Regions from separate parts of the Mus musculus genome. Here region 1 is linked to region 2. The links are chromatin loops, found by intact Hi-C in ENCODE. Cell type or tissue: left cerebral cortex. All regions are shown on one strand.

The links. Hi-C counts contacts between places; a loop is a spot of excess contacts. Peaks named below come from ENCODE experiments on the same cell type or tissue, not always from the same donor. Only the 100,000 strongest peaks of a DNase experiment are listed, where the experiment ranks them.
Region 1: it touches region 2 in a loop (2.0-fold over the local background); 3 of 42 quality-filtered maps call a loop at or near these places.

Annotation. Positions count from the first base shown.
Region 1 is chr7:89,192,773-89,200,772 of GRCm38, reverse strand. Tmem135 (transmembrane protein 135) reads left to right here. Exons shown (of 15, transcript NM_028343.5): 6 at 4,614-4,660. Among named protein-coding and RNA genes, the nearest start is that of Tmem135, 140 kb to the left of the region's middle. In left cerebral cortex, no CTCF peak of the experiment used is centred here; a DNase peak (open chromatin) is centred at 7,910.
Region 2 is chr7:89,243,102-89,251,101 of GRCm38, reverse strand. Tmem135 (transmembrane protein 135) reads left to right here. Exons shown (of 15, transcript NM_028343.5): 5 at 7,116-7,181. Among named protein-coding and RNA genes, the nearest start is that of Tmem135, 92 kb to the left of the region's middle. In left cerebral cortex, no CTCF peak of the experiment used is centred here; DNase peaks (open chromatin) are centred at 2,818 and 3,554; H3K27ac peaks cover 314 bases.

The DNA.
Region 1 (8,000 bases), 50 kb after region 2:
AGACATTCTGTTAGCCCATTTGATTCTGAATTCTAACATGCACTCTGTGCTTTGAGACTAATGTCTGTAACTCTAGACCCAGGGGACATTGTATAGTATGAAATTTGCCAGCTTAAATATCAGTTTCATGGGGTTTTAATAATTCCCCAAGAATAACTTGTCCTCAATATTGATCTCTTCTCATCACCACGTACTCCCCACCTCTAGGCAACTACGATTTTATTTTCTGTAAATAGGTTTGCCTATTTTGAAATTACATATAGAAAAGGCATAATATACAACACATAGTTTTGGTTTCTGGCTTCTTTTACTTAGAATATTGTTTTTGAAGTCCACTCATATTGAAGTGTAATATTTAAAAAGTCATCTAAAATAGTAACTTCAAAATCATTTAAATTAATGTTTGTGAACACTGCAGAGAATTTACCTCTTAATAGGATTTATTTATTTTAAAAATATTTTTATACTTTATTTGTATTAGTGTTTTTCCTGCATGTATGTATGTTTTCTATGTATGTGCTTGGTGCTTGTAAAGGCAGAAAAGGTGTTGTATCCCCTGAAACTAGAATTACAGACAGTTAAGTTTCTACATGAGTACTAGAAATTGAACCCAGAAACTACAAACTGCAAGAGCAGTGATCACTCCTAACCATTGTGCCATCTTCCAGCCTGGAAAGCATTTACTGAATATTTATAATGCACTAGTGACTATTTGTTAGGCTTTCTATATATTATATTATTAGCATTTCATGCATGTAGCTTATGTAACTGGCATTATAATTTTTATAAATGAACAAATTAAGTGATGATTATTTGTTAATTCATAGGAAATTGTAAAATACAAGGTTAAAAGTGTACCAATTCATACTTTATATTTAGACTTACAATATGTGAACTGTTGTAACTTCATCATACTAACCGATGAAAATGCCATTAGCTGGCCAGAGATGTTCAGTTGGACTTTTGTAATGATGAAGGTGGCTTGTGCCTGTCGATTTGTGATGGTGACTATTCTTCTATACACCTATTAATTGCTCCATATACAGCACTAATATGAATGAGAAAATAAATTTAATATTTTATAGTCATTAATTTTACTTCAATAACCATACTGTTACTTCTGACCAAAATACATTAATAGTGATTGTACTTTCTCACTAAACAACAGAACAGCTGCAAATAATAGACAGAATACATAAACCAATGGTATTAGGCATCAAAGAGCAGGGGTACCGTGATATGAGAAACAAATGGTCTGCTGTATTGTTACCATAGCTTAATGTATTGAGATGATTCTGAGTCATGAGGCAAGGAGGAGTCACTAGATGAGGACTCTGTGAATGAGGAAATAAAATGAGCATGTGGGCAGGTCACCCTGGACAATATTCACAGAACAGAAGGCTGGAGTAGAAAGTACTCAGCTCATTATGGATTAGGGCATTACAGGAGGAAATACTCAAGTCCCAAAGGTGCACCCTAAAAGATTAGTGGTTCTTAGTTGTGTCCTGGGCATTCAGGCAGTTGTGAGTATAGTTTCATTCCCTATTTGCAGACATTATAGAAAACTCTCAGCGTATGATGTGGTAAAGCACATGCATTCAGTAATGGCGGAATTCGCACCACAGCACTCACTATGCGGTCTGTCCGAAAATATCTTCTTAAAACTTCTGAAAAGATTAAATTGTACCAAAGTAATTTTTTTGTGTATCAGAACAAAGGTTAAGATTTGTTAGAGCCCAGAAATACCCAAGACCCATCAAAGTGAAGCTCAGGATGCCAGGCATCAAGTAAGGAATTACTACTGGGCAGTGGGAAGCAGGACTTTCTGACTCACAATAGATAATCCAGCCCATACTAGGCCAGAACTGAGAGCCATTTAGCAGACAAGTGTCACATGAAATATATATTTGAAAAACAAAACAAAACAAACAAATAAATAGGCACCCACACTAGCCCCGGCTATGTTCTAGTATCGAGGTTTCCCCACCAGGATCTCCATGGCCGCCCAGCTCTTTCCCTTGCTGCAGATCCTGCTCACATTCCCAGCCATTCATTCATCCGCTGTGGTTAGCTGTCACAATCCCTGTAACCTGGTGAAATCAAAGCTCTAGAGGCTTGGAATGTGTCAGTCAGATTTATATCAGTAAATTCTCAACCCACAAAATGCCCACACAATGAACTCAAAACTCAATTGATAGAAACACAAGCTGCACAGCTAGATGGGGCAAACACACCCTACTTATTATTTAATCACCTATCTAAGAAATCCCCAATACTTACGGCTCCCAGGTCTGCATGGTTTGGTTCCTCTTCCTCTCCGATAGGTTCTGTCTTGTGTCCTCCTCTCTCTCTGTCTCTGTACTAGACTCTAGCCTAATCTTTCACCTGCTTACAGACAGCAATCTACATTGAAGGACATTGAGAAGGGCTGTTATAATTAAATCCTATAGCTTTAAAAAGTTAGAACATGGCAGATAGGATAAAACCCAAGTCACACTTCTAGAGATGAAAAGTTTACTATTATGATAATTGTCAGTTATACATTGTGGAAAAAAATCTTAATGACTGTCAATGTAAAACAATTTGAGAAAGTCTAAAATAAAACATTTAGAGAAAAAAAGAAAAGGAGATTTTCTTTGAGAATAAAGTTGGCATCCATGAATTCTGTGCAGATTTCAGATAGCCTAGTATTATGTAATTAGATTTTCTGATGGAGAAGACAGCAGAGCAGAAAAACAAAATCCCATTTGTTCAAATAATGAGTGAAAAGTTTCAAGTGTGATTGAGACAGCAAACTTAAATAGTCAGGATACTTTATGGAGCCTCAGTCCAAACAAGTTGTTGGGGATAGAGGGTCACTGAAAGCACATCACAGTCCACAGTGGAAAGAGCAGTGTAAGAACAGGACTCAGCAAGCTAGAGTTCTATACCCAGCCAGAATAGTTTTCCAAATAGTGGGAACATTTCAGACACAGTTTAAAGGAAAAGCGATTAATATGTGGTGTCGAGTTTGATGCCCAGCTGGGGTTTGGTGACAGAAGTGACATGAAGACAGCTGGGGAGAAAGGGATGGGAATGTGCCTTGTGAAGTTCCTGTAGACGAAATGGTACAGTGTGGTGGGGATGTGGGTTAGAAATTAAAAGCTACTCCAAAAAACATATCAGTATAGGCAGCCAGTGAGAGGAAGTAGTACCATTAGTTCAGGTAATGGGAAAAAGGTAAACAAGAAAATAGAAGGGGCAATATTGAAATCAAAGATATTTTTAATCTGAATATACTAGTAGGTACATCAAATATATAAATAGTCCAGATATTCCAATTAAAAGATAGATCTTTACCAAGTGCTGAGCATAATATTCCATGCATTTAATCCTAGCACTTTGCATGTTGGATGCAAAGACCGGCAGATCTCTGTCAAAACCATCCTGTTCTAGAGTGAGTTCCAGGCTAGCCAACTCTGTACAGTACACAGGGAGAGCCCATGTGCAAAAAATAACAAGGCAAGAAACACACACATGTTGCCTATAAGCAACACACTTCATATATAATGATCACAAAGCGTGAAAAAATTGAAACACTAATGAAATAAAAGGGAGACCTCCTGTCACCGAATAACTAGAGAACACCATAGATAAATACCTCACTAGGTGTGATGAATATATTCCTTGCCTTTATTATGCTGCCATGGAGTGTAGTACCCTCTAGAATCTCTGCGAATCAGCATTCATTTACTGCAAAAAGTATCTGCCATCACTTGTCTTTAAGGACCTTAGTTTGTGTGCATGGTGTGTGTGTGTGTGTGTGCGTATGTGTGTTTATTCTGAAGTTCTCTTCAACTACAAACTACTATAATTTATAATACAAAATATCTTTCATCGTCCACACGATATCAAAGATGTACATTTGATGATCTGATCCGCAGTTTGAGGATCTGGGTTCTTACAGACAAGTTGTACAGGTGTTCATTGTTGAACCTTGCTCCCACCCATCTAGTCCATAGGAGTCCTCTGGGCATAAATGTTTGCTAATAGCTTTGTGCGTATAGTTGGCTTTATGTATCATGGGTCCCATATCCATAAATTCAACCAACTGCTGTTTAAAATATTAATAAAATTTGATAAACTCAACTGAACATATATAGTCCTTTTCTTTTTACTCCCTCAAAAATAGGTAGATTGAATTTATATGTTTTATTGCGTACTATAAACAATCTAGAGATGATATAAAATGTGAGAGGATGTATGTAATTCATATGCAGATAGTATGTGATTTTATATAAGACATTTTTATCATTTTTGGATTCATGTATCTGTGGGCTAGTTGGCTGGATTATTTTTAAAATTAGTCTTTCATAGATACTGAGAGAAGATTATACATATACCATATGTGTATAGTATAATTATGTATACTTACAAGTCCGTTACTGTCTTAATGCAGTATATTTGGGAGGTACATAATCTTTTATGTTGATGTACATTGTAATGAGAGCTTCTGTGTCATTGCATTGCACGAAGCCTGCGATTTAATAGTGGATAATTTGTTTTTGTCAGTCATAGAAGTGATGATGTCAGTCAGTACCTTTTGCAAATAATCCGTTTCCTCCTTGTTGCAGGTCCTTTTGTTCTGCATCACAGCGGCCATGTACATGTTCTTTTTCAGGTATGCTCTATTCACCAATTTATTTCAGTATCAAATAGTATCTAATTCCTTTCAACTAAAGTATGCCCTCCCGCATGTCATTATACCAGTAAGTGGCATGGATTCCTGCTCACTTAACCCCAGGAGTTTAAAGGACAATCCTACATCATTGTTAGTAAACAAACAGAAAGGAGAAACATTTTTTGGAGGATTGTGTTAGTTTGACTCAAGTAAGAATACAAAAGGTGTCTGTCACTTTCCTATGACTAGAGCAGTATTGAAAATTATTCTTTTTTTTTCTGTTGTAATTCTTTTTTTTTTAATTGAATATTTTATGTATTTACATTTCAAATGTTATTCCCTTTCCCTGTTGGTTTCCCCTCTGGAACCTTTACCATCCCCCTGCTTCTATGAGGGTGCTCCCCCTCTCACTGAGCCACTCCCTCCTCACCACCCTGGCATTCCTGTACATTGGGGAATTGAGTCTTCACAGGACCAAGAGCTTCTCCTCCTATTGATGCCAGACAATGCCATCCTCTGCAACATATGCAGCTAGAGTCATGGGTCCCTCCACGCCTCCATGTGTACTCTTTGGTTGGTGGTTTAGTCCCTGGGAGCTCTGGGGGTTCTGGTTGGTTGATATTGTTGTTCCTCCTATGGGGTTGCAAACCCCTTTAGCTCCTTCAGTCCTTTCTCTTAACTCCTCCAGTGGTTGGCTGCAAGCATCTGCCTCTGTTTGTCAGGCTCTCAGGAGACAGCTATAATAGGTTTCTGTCAGCAAGCACTTCTTGGCATCAGCAATAGTGTCTGGGTTTGGTGTCTGTATATGGGATGGATTCCCAGGTGGGGCAGTCTCTGGATGGCCTTTTCTTCAGTCTCTGCTCCACACTTTGTCTCCGTATTTCCTTTGGACAGGAGCCATTCTGGGTTAAGAATTTGGAGATGAGTGGGTGGCCCCATCCCCCAACCAGGGGCCTTGTCTGACCTGTGGGTATGGTCTCTACAGGTTCTCCCTCCCCTTTGTTGGGCATTTTAGCTAATTTCATCCCTGTTGGGTCCTGGGAGCCTCTTGCTTTCCTGGCATCTGGAATTTGCTGATGGCTACCCTCAGTTCCCCATCCCCCATTGCTATACACCTCTGTTCAAATTCTTGACCCTCTGTATGTCATCTCTGTCTTCTCTTATACTTGATCCTGCTCCCTTTCTCCCCCTCCCTCTCCTCTCTTCCTCCCAAGTCTCTCACACCTCCTCCTTCATAATCTTCACTTTCAGCCATACTAATTAGTTTGCATTTATAGCCCTCATATGATACTCCTTTAAATAATTTTTATTGGCTTGTTGGTGTTCAGTCATAGGAAGAATGTCGAAGCTTAAACATTTGTCCTTAGTTGATAGAGGCAGCGGCAGACTTGTAGTAAGATGTAGTTTCAAATAAATTAAACATATCCAGAATATCCTAGCAAATACTTAATAAAGCACAGCATGATAATTTTAATTTAGTTTTACTGTTACAAAACAGAAAATTATGATTTGGCTGTTTCTAGGGAGGGTATCAGATAGAGGCAAAGCAATAACGCTGTGTGGCAGGAAGGATTTCATCTTCAAAGAGCTAATAAGATGCAGAGGATTTTATAGAAGGTCTTAGTGTTAGATGTCATTGGAGCTTTGTGGTATTGAGGGCATGTGTCTCTCTCCCTCCCAGTTTTTCTTTTCTTCCTTTAGATTCTTTGTTTTGATTGAACTCGGAACCTGTGAGTGGCAGGGCACTCCTCTGCACTGATTCGCACACCCCACTTAGGGGTCACTCTGTATGTGCCCTGCTATTGTAATTTGTAGCACACTGGTTCTTGTGCTTTTTAATAAATCTAATTGGTAAGCTGAATTAGAAACCATGAACATTGCTTTTCATCAATTTCCCCATACTCCCTATTTGTGTCAGTGACATTATTAGAATACCACTGTAAAAAAAAACCAAACCTTTGTCTGCTGTTATAATTTTGTGTCCTGACTTGTCTGATGATATGCCATACCTATCAGCAAAATCAGTTCTCAAAATGTTGCAAAGTTAGAAGACCCACCTTGTTGCCATGCATAGGAGTTAGGTACCATGTAAAGTCAATTTCCATCTTGTGAAAATCTTAACAGGTCATAAAAGGAAACAAGCCTTCAGAAAGGGACTGTTCAGTGTAACAAGTATGTTTAATGTTTAGTATTTCTTAACATTCATAAGAAGTCTGTGGTTTAAAAGCGTATTATATATTGCATACGTAGAAAAATATCCAGTTTGTTGCCTGGTTGTAGGGAATTATATTTTGAAAACTGTTGCCATTAGCCCAGTATGTTTGGTGCAGAGGGAAAAATCAACCCTATAAATACGTGTTTTGGTGCAGAGCTACAGACCCGTTCCTGCTTCAGTTCCAAATGTCTGAGGTAAGGACAACAGTTTAAATACTTTCCAGAAGTCTCAATACAAGGTTTAGGAGCCAAGATAAACACTTTCAATTTTCTGAGGAAAAGGGGCTATTTTTCTCTCCAAAGAAGTTCTGTCACTGAATTCGTAGTGTTCTTGGCAGAAGTCTGTTTGAATAACTCAGCGCAATGGTAAAAATATAGCCCTTTAGAAAGTACTACAACCAAACACAACAGTGTTCTGTGCTTTTCTGTAACGTGGCTTGTGTTTGCAATGAACAGTTATTTTACATGGCATTTGGCAAGTCTGATGGCATTTTAATTTAAACACAGGTATTTGTGGACATATTTATTCAATTTATTGTTAGTATTTTAAAGCTAATTGCATAAAATTGGATAATTAAATATAAAATGATATTGTCCTCAGGTCTACTTTTAATGGTTAATGTCTTTTGGCAAGAGGATAAAGGAACATTTTTATGTGCCAGTAAATCATCTTATGTTTTTATCCCGATGTATAACTTGGAAAGAGGAAACTGAGACCCATTTCAATAAAGATAAAATGTACTGGTATGATTTTCCTTTTTCTTTAAAAAGAACTTGAGGGAGTAATTTCGTAATTTTTTTTCTGATGAAATCCATCTCTGATGTATGAATTTACTTAAAAACCAGCACACTGAGTTTGTCATTCAACAATCTGCTTACCGAAACACCAAATGAAGAACTTCACAGGTCTCTTAGTAGATTTTTAAATAGTTCTTCACATATATTATCTCATACATGGTGATTGTGATTTTCCATAGGATTTTCTACAGGCTTATGTTAAAATAGAATCCTGGATTGCTTTAGATGTGTAGGCTGGGGGAAAGTAATAGTTGGCAGTTGTAGTTTTGTTCAGTCTTTTTGCTAGCTGCCTGACTAGTGAAGGCATCTGGATTTTATTGATACTACC
Region 2 (8,000 bases):
CAGATGCCTCATGAAATGAGTGTGCTCGTATTCAAGTGTATTGTGTTTTGAATCATACTGTTTTCACTGTACAAAGTTTTCTGCTGTGGCAGAGAAATAATGGTTTAATTATGGAAAGTAAAGACTGTTGTGTCCGGCCAGCAGACCACAACCTGGGTTCTAGCCTGGAAAGGCATTTTGGAAACCTGGAAGAGAAGAGGGGCTAGGTGGCGAGAGAAAAGAATGTAGCCAAGACAGTTACTCTGATCAAGGCTCAAATTTTATTGTTGCGACACTAGTTATGAAGGAAGGGGGAGGGGACCCGATTCCCGCCGAATAATCTCTGGTCCAGTAGAAAGGTGCACGTGTGTGGCTCCGCAGGTTCCATCAGTGGGCGTGGCAGAACGAATGAGCAGGAAGCTCCACCCCGAGCAAGCAGGTTTCAGGCTAGGGGAGGGGAGACTACAAAAGACTTATCGTATTTGCCTGTCATCATTGCTCAGAATGTAAACATCAAATTAGTGGGTCTTTGCATCGTAGTGTGGTAGAGTGTGTAATTTTCAACAGCACTGAGTTGTTGACTTGAGTTTTAGATTATCTTTAGACACATAAATAGAGTTGTATTGGGCATGTCATCTGGCTCTAAATTGGAAATTCACATACTTCATGCTCAACTTCTCCTCTGTCATCACCATCACCACCACTACCACCCTCCTCCTCACCATTATCATCATTGCCCTTTGTACATACTATGTTCTCAGGCATGAGCAGCAGCCACTGCTGTCTGTCCTCTGATTTTGCATCTCTTGTGTAGGAACTTTTGTTAAAAGTTGCCGTGGCATCTTCTAGCAGGCCTGCGATTAGTCCTAGATAGGGGCCAGTGTTAAAGGTCCTGGAGGTGAACCCTCTGTGACGCTTGCCTACAGGCCCGATATTTCTCTGGAATTCTTCCAGTGACTAAGTCTTTCCATTTTTCTTTTCTGGCTTTATGTAGATATTTAACCAAGAGCTAAGCTTTCTGTTCTATTTTTACCATTTCCCTTGTTCTTACCCCAGTTTTCTTTCTTGGTTTCTTGCTCCTTTTGCTCCTTCAGCTGTCTTCAACATTATTAGAATTCACCAAAGGTTGGGAAAACAAAAAGCTAGTAAAAATTCTTGTATATAGCCCACGTTTTCACTCTAAGGATCTTCAGCAATCATCTGCTCTCATTGCATAGTTTTCTGGAGCCATGAATTGAATGCTAACACTCTCTGGGTGGTTCTGGTACTTGAAAGTCCAGCTATCTGTTTGACTACAGGTTTTTTGGTTGGGGACTGCTATGTAGCAATGGAGAGTCCAACATTGCCAGTTCAGGAATTGGATTGTCCCATCTCACAACATTTTTGTATATTTGCAAGAAAATGTATATCAAAAACAATCATTACACTAAGAATCTAAAGAACTTTTTACCACTTCTGTTGATTTCTCAGTGCTTTAACACGGTTTACTATCTGCCCAGTGCCCTAGCACAGGGACAGGCAGACCTCGTCTAATAATAGTGAGTTAGAGAGTTCTTCAAGTGGTTTCTCTTACAGAAAATAGGATAAAAGCTCGAGTATTAGGAAAAACAGTCAAAGGCACATGGGAATTTGCCCCTTCTAAAATAGCTCCTGGCCAGTTTCTCATCCAAAATTACTGAATGAAAGTATTTATAATAATTTACACATGAAGACAATGCTTAAATTTAACTATTAAAGGTACCAAACATTAAGTATAAAATTCTGAAAATATATAATTCAGGATTTAATTAATACGTGACTGGTATTGTTAATTTTTTCAATAATTTTTTTCATCTTATATTATGTCTAATTTAGAAGTTATAAATTTCCATAAAATATATGAAAGCATTTGATGTGTACATGCACATATCCATATATGCATATATAGCATGATATTCTCTGTAGTTTCATCTGTCCTCTGGAGTTGTAGGACATATCCTACCCCCTGGGTAGAGAGTAACAAATGGACAGAGAGAAATATTAGAAAATCAAGGATAAAGAAAATCCCTTGAGATTACTACTGCTGTTTCTTCTCCATACATTTCTATAGATTTTTTGACACGCCCACATGCACACACAGGCACATACATTCACAGTCTTAAACTTAGTATTGCATCTAGGATCTATGAGATTGAATTTCTTATCTGGTATTATTATTAAAAAGTAGTCTTTCTTGATAGTGTTTTATAACAAGGATTTGTAGATATCTACCCACCCATAGTCACATAGGAAATGTCAAATGAATGGTTAGTATTAAACATCTTAAGTGGAATGAAAACTCTAGGAGTGGAACATTTTTAAAAACAATTTTCTGTGAGATAGTTACAAGTACTGACAGTCTTCTACCCCATCCACTTCCCTCCCACACTTGTTAGCACTGGCTTAGGTACAAGTAAATTAAAACCCTTCAGGTAGAGGTCAGAGGAAAATTACACACTCCAGTGCTTTCCAATAGAACCCAGGGCAGCTTAGCTTTACTGGCAGGATGCTTTTAGATTGAGACATACTTAAACTACTAGTGGAAAGAGGTGGCAAGTCAGTTGATTTGAGTACTAAAGATGAGATTTGGATCAAGTTCATTTGGATATTAAAGAAAAAGAATTTTGTCTTCAAATCATGTCTCCCTAGATAGCTTTCCCTTTTATCTGTGATTTGAGACATAAGAGTAATTTGATCCGGTTTTGAGAAACCATTGTTTACTTTATCTCAAGTGATTGCTTGCTACATCCGCCTTCCAGGCTTCCTCTATGAAATCACCTTCCTGAGTTGTCTGGTTTTAACAGAAACCGGAAGATGTATGGCACACTGCGGCATGCCTGTCACCGAGAGTAGAGTAAAAGCAAATGCGTCATTGGTGACAGTTTTACAAGTAGATCTTTCAGCTAGTTTTATGTGCTTCAGTAAAATCTATCGGTGAACTCATTGATGTATAATTTATGTTGGGAGTATGTGAACAACTCCTTTCTCAACAATGGTCTACTTTGAATCTCTTATCAAATTATATTGAAATTGTACTGTATTTTTGCAACTTAGCAGACTGTCCTAAAAGATTTTAGTTTTTAAATTTTTTTATGTTCACATTTTGATGTCAGCTCCTCCACGTCCCAGATCTATGTGTGTTGGCTTGTGCATAGGAACTCTAGGGATTGTAACCTCCCATCTAAACAAATGCACAAAAGGTTGTTCTTATTTACAAATTTTGCTTTAGCAGTTAAGTCCAATTGACAGTCCGACCCAGGCCCCATATGCCCTATGCGTAGACTTGCTTTGCCTCGACAACTTGTAAGTTGCCTCCTTCCTTTGTTGTAGCTCTAGATTTAGTCCAACAGCAATGAATGTTTTCCAGCCTCTGCTTGACTTCATTCCTAGGCCACCTCCTCTCTTCCATCTCCTTGTTTTCTTTTTGCATATGTTATGTACTGTCATTCTGCCTTAAAGTCATTTTTGTCATTCTCCCAAGATTATTCTTTCTTTATTCAGAGAGAAAAGAGGAGCAAAAGGGATTGGGTAAAGCAGAGGTAAAGCAGGGAGTAGGAGGGAGAGCTCAGGTTTATTTATGTTTTCCTTGTGGCACCATTTATAGAGTGCTGTGCATACTTGTAACTCCAGCCTCTGCAGGCTCATTCTTGCTCAGTCTCTGGACTCCCTCTGTTCCTCCTTCCTTTCTGGCCACCCACTTTCTATATGACCATTAAAAACTCAACATGTAGATTTAAAAAAATACTGTGACCAACTCAAAGCCTTAGGTCTGGCCTGGGTAATAGTTGAGCTGGTCAGTCTACCACTCTCTTGCACCTACCTGCACCATAAGGATGAGCTCTCAGCACTGCCCTGGCTGCTTGCTCAGTGTTGCAGCCAGCAACAGATGGGTAGAGCCCATCTTGCTCTCATGCCCTCAGGGCTGGCTTACCTGCTCATGCCAGCAGGGCTAGCTCTAGTGTGCTGCCCATGCAAGGGCTGGCTTGCTCTTGCTCTCCTGACTGCTCGAGCTTGTGAAGATACATATCTGAGTTTTTAACGGTCAAGTAGTCTCCATGACATAGGGCAAAACCTGGGTAATCTCTGGAGAGGAGTCCTAGTGAGGTGTTGCTTCTGTCTCCGACCAGCAGACGACACAGCGTTCTTCTCAAAGCAGTTTATTCAGGAACCTTTCAACATGCAAGCAGGACTCTCCTCTAGCCCCCAATCGCAATCCCTTATATAACCCCTTAACCACGCCCCATTAGCTCAGTCCGCATAATCTCACTTCATTGGCCTTCGTCAAATGGCCTGATCTTGTGTCATGGTGCACCTGCGCAGCTCTCATGATGGACGTGGCTTATTTTCGGGTGTATGAGGAAGTCAGGTGCAAGTCATAAGACTTGGCTGCAGTCCCGGGCGCCATCTTGGGACTACCGCCACACCCGCTCCCCACAGTGAGAATCCAGTATTGCTAGTGTAGTAGAAGCCAGAGACCTCAAAGTAGACCAATAACTCATTGCAGCGAACATTTACAAGGAAAGAAGTGTGGACAAAAGAGCATTTACTGTGGGGCACACGGAGACACACTTCAGCATCCATGACAAGAGGTTTTTCTTTTCTTTTTTCTTTTGGTAGTTTGGTTGCAAGGGCAGAGGACAGGTATAAAGGGTCAGGCAAATGAGTGAGATTAGTCCATTGATGTGAAATTTACAAGGAATCAAAAATTAAATAATAAAAAAGATACTGTGCCGGTGTCTGTCCTCTCTCTTATCTCTGACTTTCTAGCTGTGACTCAGTCTTTCCTCACCTTTTTGGTCATCTTAAAGGATGGATGGCCTTCCGCAGCCTCGTTCCCGTCCTCACGGAGGAAGAAGCTGCATCTGTGGCTCAGTTGGCCTTGCCTGGAAAACTGTTCGCTGATGAGCAGATGACTTCTTTGAAAGTTTAAAAACCTTAAAGTTGCATGACTGTGAATCCTATGCACGGGGTTTAAATGAGTAGCAGGCTGCTCATTTCTTGCCCATGCCCTTGCAGGCAGCTTTTCATGAACTGAATACATTGTGGTCCTTAGGTGTTTTGGTTTGGGTTTCTGAGAGAGTGCTGGGATTTCCTATGCTCACCATCATTCCCACATTTGCTCTTGATTCCGTTGTGGCTGCTGTCGGCTTTGTGCTGTAGATGATGGGAGCTTGGTTAAGATGCTTGCATCATGGAAAAACAGAAAATGTGCTTAAAATAGAATTTAATGATCACTGGATTCTACTCAAATTTACCTTGTAGCTATTATTTAAAACCAAGCAAATCTATACCTTTTCTCACCTTACTTCTAGTTAGGAAGTTTTCAGTGAGTTTTAAGCATTTTTATAAAATAATGTTATTGGAATTTTACAGGAATTGAATATCTAAATTGTTTTGGATAGTTTTAACACCTTCATACTAAGTCTTCCAAACACAAGAACAGAAGATGTATTTGCATTTATTTGTGTCTTAAAGTTTGGATTTTGTTGTTTAAAGTGCACACTTCTTTTAAACCTCCATGATTAAATTCTTTTGTTAAGATTTTTACTTTTTAATGCCTTTGTAAATGAAATTGTTTCCTTAATGTTCTTTTATGATTTTTGCTGATTTGTAGACATCAATGACTGGGTTGTTATTCTGACATTTCTTTTTCTTCTCTCTCTCTTTCTCTCTTCTCTCTTTTTTTATAATTAGATATTTTCTTTATTTACATTTCAAATGTTATCTCCTTTTCCAGTTTCCCCTCCGAATTCCCCCCCCCCAAACAACCCACCCACTGGCCCTGGCATTCCCCTATACTGGGGCATAGAACCTTCACAGGACCTCGGGCCTCTCCTCCTATTGATGACTGACTAGGCCATCCTCTGCTACATATACAGTTAGAGCCACAGGCCCCACCATGTGTTTTCTTTGATTGGTGGTTTAGTTCTAAGGAGCTCTGGGGGTTGCTGGTTAGTTCATATTGATGTTCCTCCTATAGGGCTTCAAACCCCTTCAGCTCCTTGAGTACTTTCTCTAGCTCTTCCACTGGGGACCCTGTGCTCTGTCCAATGGATGGCTGTGAGTATCCACTTCTGTATTTGCCAGGCACTGGCAGAGCCCCTCAGGAGACAGCTACATCAGGCTCCTTTCAGCAAGCTATTGTTGGCATCTGCCATAGTGTCTGGGTTTTGTGGTTGTTTATTCAGTCTCTTCTCCAAACTTTGTCTCTGTAACTCCTTCCATGGGTATTTTGTTCCTTCTTTTAAGAAGGATTCTGAGCTTCTGGGCTAATATCCACTTAACAGTGAGTGCATATCATGTGAGTTCTTTTGTGATTGGGTTACCTCACTTGGGATGATATCCTCCAGATTCATCCATTTGTCTAAGAATTTCATAAATTCATTGTTTTTAGTAGCTGAGTAGTACTCCATTGTGTAAATGTACCACATTTTCTGTATCCATTTCTTTGTTGAGGGACATCTGGGTTCTTTCCAGTTTCTGGCTATTATAAATAAGGCTGCTATGAACATAGTGGAGCATGTGTCCTTATTACATGTTGGAGCATCTTCTGGGTATATGCCTAGGAGTGGTATTGCTGGATCTTCCAGTAGGACTATGTCCAATTTTAAACTCAGGTGACAGCATATACTTGCGAGGATGTGGAGAAAGCAGAAAACTCCTCCATTGCTGGTGGGACTGCAAGGTGGTACAACCACTATGGAAATCAGTTTGGCAGTTCCTCAGAAAAATCTGACATTTCTAAATTCCCCCCACCCCCGTGTATTTTAAAGTAGATAAGTAGTTTGAATGAATTTGTTGGAAAATAACATTCAGAATAACCAGCAACTTCTGAATCGCATACAATATGTTATATTCTGCTAAGGTTGCACGTCTCTAAGTGAACATATTTGAAATGCTGGCACTTATGGATGTAGCATATAAAGAACTTTTAGGAACCTTTCATATCAGGTGTTTAAAGCCCGGAGCCTGAAAGCTGCATTCTGGGGATAATTTAGACTTGTCACTCTTCAAGGTACCGAGTATGTTACAGTATTGTCATTTTACAGTTTTGGTGAGATATACAGTTGTGTACACATCATACATTTAGTTATTTATATCTTTTTATTTATTCACAGGCCACAGAAACACTATTTAGAATGGGTGTTGCAAGAGGAACCATCACGACGTTAAGAAATGGAGAAGTAAGAATCTTAATATTGTTATAACGTGTTTATTATTCTTGCATTAAGTCTTGGTTAGCAGTGTTTACAATATGTCCTGTGGGCACGGTACCCTGTGATGCAGAGCATTGCACTGGATGTGTATATCCATCCTTGCTTCTCCCTAGTGCTAGCAGAGCATTGCACTAGATGTGTGTATCCATCCTTGCTTTTCCCTAGTGCTAGCAGAGCTTAGGCTGAAAGGGAATTGCTGAGTCATTTCATCTCTGGCTCCTAATTTCTTTTATAGACATTTCAGTTAAAAAATTATTTGCCCTTATGCTTCCTTTTTTGTCAGAAGTAGGATTCTCACCCACACCTCCAGTGGAGCTACAATCTGAACTCAGTGCCTTAGAACTCTGCCATCTTGACAGCTGTGCTTCCTTTTTATGTTATGCAGAATGGCTACTTATTTCCTATGATAAAATTTACAATATTTAGTCTTCATTGGCGAGAGACAGTGGGAGGGGGAGAGATGGGTTTGTTTTGTCTTATTGAGTCAGCTCAGTTAAGTTATAGGCTATAAGTTTTGATGTTTCTATATGTCCCTGTCAGTTAAAAATAGTCTTTCACCTGGAATAAATTTCTCTTCAAAAATTAGCAGCCTAATGGCTACCCTGTCTTAATTTCCTCCTGCAATAAGATATATTTAGGTCGCAGATGTAATTTTGTTGCTTTGTTCTTTCTGTTTTACTGTAAATGCATAATGATAAAATACAGCCTTTTCAATCCTGGAGTTAAGTCCTTTGTTATTTAATATAGTATTTCTAATTGAGTAAGTTCAATATTTAACAGTGGAAG